Linked DNA regions of Mus musculus: region 2 is linked to region 1. A link is a loop called in an ENCODE intact Hi-C map of the cell type or tissue named here. Cell type or tissue: heart. All regions are shown on one strand. Links, peaks and the distances in the headings refer to the core of each region. The heading gives the core; the rest is flanking DNA.

What was found. Hi-C counts contacts between places; a loop is a spot of excess contacts. Peaks named below come from ENCODE experiments on the same cell type or tissue, not always from the same donor. Only the 100,000 strongest peaks of a DNase experiment are listed, where the experiment ranks them.
Region 2: a loop joins it to region 1, with 2.6 times the contacts of the local background. A loop is called at or near these places in 2 of 42 quality-filtered maps.

The regions. Positions count from the first base shown.
Region 1 is chr11:32,454,106-32,457,016 of GRCm38, forward strand. Ubtd2 (ubiquitin domain containing 2) reads left to right here and starts at 1,265. Exons shown (of 3, transcript NM_173784.4): 1 at 1,265-1,441. The coding sequence starts at 1,372. In heart, for the core only: a CTCF peak has its summit at 1,458 (motif pointing right); DNase peaks (open chromatin) are centred at 946 and 1,856; H3K4me3 peaks cover 2,500 bases; H3K27ac peaks cover 2,289 bases.
Region 2 is chr11:33,169,229-33,172,139 of GRCm38, forward strand. No RefSeq gene overlaps it. Among named protein-coding and RNA genes, the nearest start is that of Npm1, 7.5 kb to the left of the region's middle. In heart, for the core only: a CTCF peak has its summit at 1,487 (motif pointing right); no DNase peak of the experiment used is centred there; H3K27me3 peaks cover 1,815 bases.

The sequences.
Region 1 (2,911 bases), core at 215-2,714:
AGATTGAACCAATTTACACTCCCACCAGCAGTGCATGAGAATACATTTAAATGCAAATCCTAAGAAGCAGACTGTCTCTTTCTTAGGTATTTCACTTAAAAAAAATTTTTTTTTTAATGCTAAGCAAAAGCTGACCCAGGGTTTTATAAAAGGAAAGTCTGGCATAAAAGTGGAACAGCTTAGGCAAAAAAAAAAAAAAAAAAAAAGAAAAAAAAATGCTTTCAAAGACCCAAGCACCCAAGCAGGCCGATAAAAATGTTAAGGCGCCACAGCAAGGAGCACAACTCCAAAGGGGCCATTAACAGTTTGGCTTAGGTTGGGATGGTAACCGCCAAGAATGTTGGGCGTGGTCAATGTACCAAATTCTAGTTTATAAAATGCAGAGTATTAATATTAATACTTCACTTTGTTCTAAAGACGACTTAAGATGTCTAATGCCAGGATCTAGAGTGGTAGTATTGTCGGTAAAGCGAAGCCTGTGGGAACGATACACACACCCGTGCCCCTTCGCTCCCCGCACGGGACAACAGGCCTGCACAATCAGAGAGCACCTCTACCAAGCGGGCGCAGTGATGGCAGGGGCTGCGGACCTGGGGTAAGGGAAACCCAGACTCGGTGGCCAGCTCGCTGCTTTCCACAAATTCAAGGGGTGCAGGGACTTGCGGTCAGGCTAACCCCTCTAAGCACGCCCAGCCCGTCTACGACCCAGAGTCTCCTACGACTCCTCGGTACCCTCTCCCACCGGCCACACCAGAAGGAGCCCCACCTCGTCCTCAAGTAAGGACGAGCTGGCCACTTCGTCCTTACTTGAGTCCTCCCCCTTCTTTCCGGCCCACCTCCGCTTGCCCCCTACTCTCCCGGCCTCGGGCGCTCGTCTCCACTCGGTTCTGCTCGGTATTCTCCGCCCCCTCGGTGCATGCAGCCAATCAGAGCGCGGCCCCGCCCCTCGAGGCCGTTCCAGCGGGCCGGCCGAGTGCAAGCCGAGCCCGGCTGAGGGTGGCGCCGCGGGCGGGGGCGATGGGGCCTGGCAGCCGGGTGGCGGCGGCGGCAGTGGTGGGGCTTGCCTAGACGCGGGGGCGCGGGGAAGTGAGGGGCGAGCGGGCGCTGCGGCCCGCCCGGGATGGGCCAAGCCCGGCCTGGCGGGGCCGAGCGGGAGCCGAGGAAGGCACGCGGGCCGGGCCTGCGGGCCAGGCGGCCGGGGGGCTGAGGTAGAAGTGGGCGCGGAGGAAGGGGCTGGGCGAGGCGGTGGGAGGAGCGGCGAGGGGGCGGAGGCTGAGCGGCGAGAGAGCGGCGCCTGGCCCGAGGCGGCGACGCGGGAGCAGGCTGAGGCGGCGGCCGGGACGAGCGCCCTGAGGTGGCGGCCGCGGCCCCATGGGCGGGTGCGTGGGCGCCCAGCACGACTCTTCGGGCAGCCTCAACGAGAACTCGGACGGCACGGGAGGTAGGTGGCGCCAGGGGGCAGCCGCGGCCCCCCATTGTTCGCGGCGGCGGCCACCTGTCCCGACCCCGCGCCCCTTTGTCGTTTCTGCTCTGCGTCGGCCCCGCCACGCGCTTCGGGCCCCACGCGGGACCGCGGGCCTAGGCCTGGATTGGGGGGTACTCTAGCTGGGAGGACAACTCGGCTGCCGGATTGCGGCTCGTGGGGCCGGGGAGGGGGACAGCCGGGAGTGCCCCCGACGGGCCCCGCCGCACCCCCAGCCCTTCCCGCGTCGGCAGAGTTGGCCGGGCTCAGCTTTCCTGAGTTTCGGATGACAGCTGCCCCGGTTGGTTCCAGTTTCTGGAGCTGGGTTGGGGAAGTCTCCAAGTGGCCATGGGCAGTGTTTTATGGAGGAGGGGGGAGACGATCGGCCCGAGGAAAACGTGGCTCTCTGCTGCTGCCAGGGGCGTTAGCCCAATGTGCCGTCGGGGCGCACTCGTCAAATTCCGATGTGTCTTACGTAAAAGGAAAACGTGCAGGATAGAAAGTACCCCAGTATAAGATTAGTGCTTTGAGTAAAAGTTTTTCCAACGCGACTCGCACTTCTGGGTTACCGTAACCGTGATGAGAGGTCTCTTAATTCCATTCGTAGTCGTTGTAGAGGGATAGGAGTGGTAAGATTGACTCTGCTTTTATTGACCTTAAAAGTGCGGAGCCCATCCAGTATATAGAGTGTGTAGAAGTTCGAACCTTGTAGAAAAGAGCCACCAACCAGGGATAACATGATTTGATTCGAACCTTGTATTGGGTGCCTTCAAATCGGGTGCATATTTTAAAGTTGTTTAGTTGCATGAGAATAGGCACATCTTTTCACACCTTGAGACGACTCTTAGGCACCCAACTTTTGTACAAGACATTTCCCTTTTTACGTGATGTTTTAGCCGTTCCACTTCACTAAAATCTCTGTCACTAAATGTTGGGCAAGTTATTTGAGAACTCAGTGAAAACTGTCGTGAAAAAGTAGTCCATGGAAATGCTCCTTTGTAGTGGATTTCACGTCACAGCCTATTTACTTGGTGAGGTCCTTTTGACAACAAAGCCCAAGTGTAGAAAGGGCGTGATACCACTGGGCTGAGGGCAGATCAGTGATCAGATGGTACCAGTTAAGCATGCTAGTACTTACTAGCATTCAGTATAACTTTGACATATGTTAAAATTATAATATTCCTTTAAGATTGAGCCTTTTGGCAGTGCAACTTAGGATCCAATCACAGTATTAGCATGAGCTTTTAGAAGCATGAAATCCTAGCTTTAGATAATTTCTACCAGTAGCCTACAGTTAGATAGCTCTAATATCTGTTTCTTTCAACATTTAAGTTTTCTGGACCATAATCTGCAGTTTTTCTAAAGAGAAGTTTTAAAAGAGGGAGTACCCCGTCTTTTTCTTCTGGGGAAAGGACACGGGATAGCCCTGATGTAGCTGGCAGAAGACGG
Region 2 (2,911 bases), core at 288-2,787, 720 kb after region 1:
AGGTATATCTGTACACCACCTAAGCATACAGTGCCCACGGAATGCAGAAGGTCTTTATCCTGAGCCACACACCCCCAGCCTGTTCAGTTTTTGAATTGTACATGTGTTGTCCAAAATGTGTATCACTTATATTTTAAGTCAGGATGTCTGTTTTCACTGATGTAGCCAAGATAATTTAGAAAACTGTTTGTGGGGCTGGTGAGATGGCTCAGCAGGTAAGAGCACCCGACTGCTCTTCCAAAGGTCCTGAGTTCAAATCCCAGCAACCACATGATGGCTCACAACCATCCGTAACAAGATCTGACTCCCTCTTCTGGTGTATCTGAAGACAGCTACAGTGTACTTACATATAATCAATAAATAAATCTTAAAAAAAAAAAGAAAGAAAAAAAAAGAAAACTGTTTGTGTATGCCATTTTTGATTAGCATGTTTAATGAATGAAGATTATGGCCTCCAAGAATGGGAAAATTTGCCACTGGTGAGTGAGTGATACTGGTACGGGTGTGACCCCTCAGGTTATGACACAGATGTCCTTTCTGAAGCCATGGGTCACATCATGAACTAGATTGTTGGACGGAGAGCAATCCTTCTTTAAGGTGAGCCATAAGCAGCATCCATGTCAGAAAGTAGGGGAGGAGGTGAGTGTGTCTGAGGAATTCACAACAGGGTCCTCTGTTCTTCCCCCCACCCCCAGAGGCTGAAGGGTGTCAAAAAAACAAAAAACAACCCAAATCTATCTCACCCCCCAAAGGGGGTCTGGGATAGTACAAACTGGTCCTAGTTCAGGGCTATCCACATTCTCTCTTTTTCATCAGCACATCTCACTTTCTGTAGTAAATACATTCTGTGTTTTCTCTTCCTGCTTCTTCTTTAGTCCTTTGTATCTATTGGGGAATTCTCTCTCTCTCTCTCTCTCTCTCTCTCTCTCTCTCTCTTGTTTTGTTTGGTTTTTCGAGACAGGGTTTCTCTGTGTAGCCCTGGCTGTCCTGGAACTCACTTTGTAGACCAGGCTGGCCTTGAACTCAGAAATCCACCTGCCTCTGCCTCCTAAGTGCTGGGATTAAAGAAGTGTGCCACCACCGCCCGGCTGAGAATTGTCTTCTCAATGTCACAGGAGAGAAAGAAATCACAGCTCCTAAGTGTGGGCTGAACAATTGAATGAAGATGATGATCCCCTCAAGGCGACTAGACAATAGGGAGATAAGTCATGACTGGGCTGGGCATGATGAAATGCAAGAGTCAGGTCTGGAAGCCTTAAATGTAAAAGGCCCAATACGTGGTGGAAGCAGGCAGCTGGAAGGGAGGATAGAAAGTCCTGGGACTCAGTCAGGGAACCTCCAAGTTGGCTTGGATTTGGGCCCACTGTCAGCGTTCCGGTTCTGCATCCTGATCTGCATCTGGAATGACCCACCCTTTGTCAAAAAGATGAGTTCCTCTCCTCTCCATCGTCAGAAAGAGCGGTAAAGTCCAGCAATTACAGCAGAGGGCGCTGTAGGGCTAACCCGCTCCTTTGCCCGTAAAGGTTTATTGACCAGCAGAACCAGTTACTGCATTAAAGTAATGGAGATGAGTCTGTAGCGTATCCTGAAGTGGAATTAAAGTAAATCAGAACCTATAATGTTTTACCTTGAAGTATCACTAACTTCATCCTGAATGGCAAAGAACACAGTGTGGAAGAATAAAGAACAAATTGATTATTTACTTTGTGGCTCATGGCCATAAACCCGTTATGAAAAGGAGCATGCAACAAGCTGTTTTATAGAGTTGGTTTGTCATATCTACGTGCAAGCAAGGTGAAATTACCATCAGATATTGTCTTCTAAAAAGTAAGGTTTTTTGTTTTTGTTTTTGTTTTGTTTTTTCCGAGACAGGGTTTCTCTGTGTGGTCCTGGCTGTCCTGGATCTCACTTTGTAGACCAGGCTGGCCTCAAACTCAGATCCACCTGCCTCTGCCTCCGGAGTGCTGGGGTTATAGGTGTGTACCTCCACTGCCTGGCTGATAAAATAGAGGCAGTGAGATTGCACTAAATTATTTTACTAACAAGTGAAACCAGCCAATTTCATGTCCCACCCTGCTAGAAGTGGTTCAAAGAACACAGGTTACTTGTGGGACTTAATTGGCACAAAACAAAAGAACAGGAGCACAAAATAATAATCATGCTCAATTTGATGTTTTAAAAAGCAATTTTCTTTTCCTTTTTCACTTTTGAGCTTTCTGTATTAAATGGGACAGGGTATTTACCGAACACAGCACTTAGCGACTCTGTAAGTGCTGGTACTCCTGTGTTTATTGAATTTTCTTCTTAATTTGCTGTCTTAATTTTTTTGTTCTGTTTTGGTTTTTGAAACAAGGCAAGTGAGACAAGTGTGGTCCTGTGTGGTCTCAGACGCCCAATCCCCAGCCCCTCCACTCAACTTTTCCCCTCCTCCGTGGGCTGCTTGATCTCGCAGCCCCCCTTGCCTGGTTCTTCCTTTGCTTAACCGTGAGGCTCCTGTCAGGGCCCCGGGATGGGCGTGGGGTCACTGGACCCCTCCATCTGTCCTTCTTCTCATGTACCACATCCACTGACTCTGCTCTCTGTTTTCCAAAATAAAAAAATCATATTGTGTTGCCCACAAAGATTAGAGACATTAAATATCATTCTTGGTTATTGATTTGGAATGTTGGAAATAGGAAGATAAAATACTGGGCCTCCCACAGATAGAAAGCAAATTCATAATTGAGAATCGCTCTGTAGGTTTACTGCTGTTGCTGTTTGTTTTTTTGGTTTTTTTTTTTTTTTTTTGATAATGTGCAATTATCGGGATCTGTGGAGGTCACTCTGAGAAGGCAATGTCTGCTTTCAGAACCAGTCCACTGAAGCATAGATCAACTCAGAGACTTACTGTCGCCTTGCTATTGAATTACAG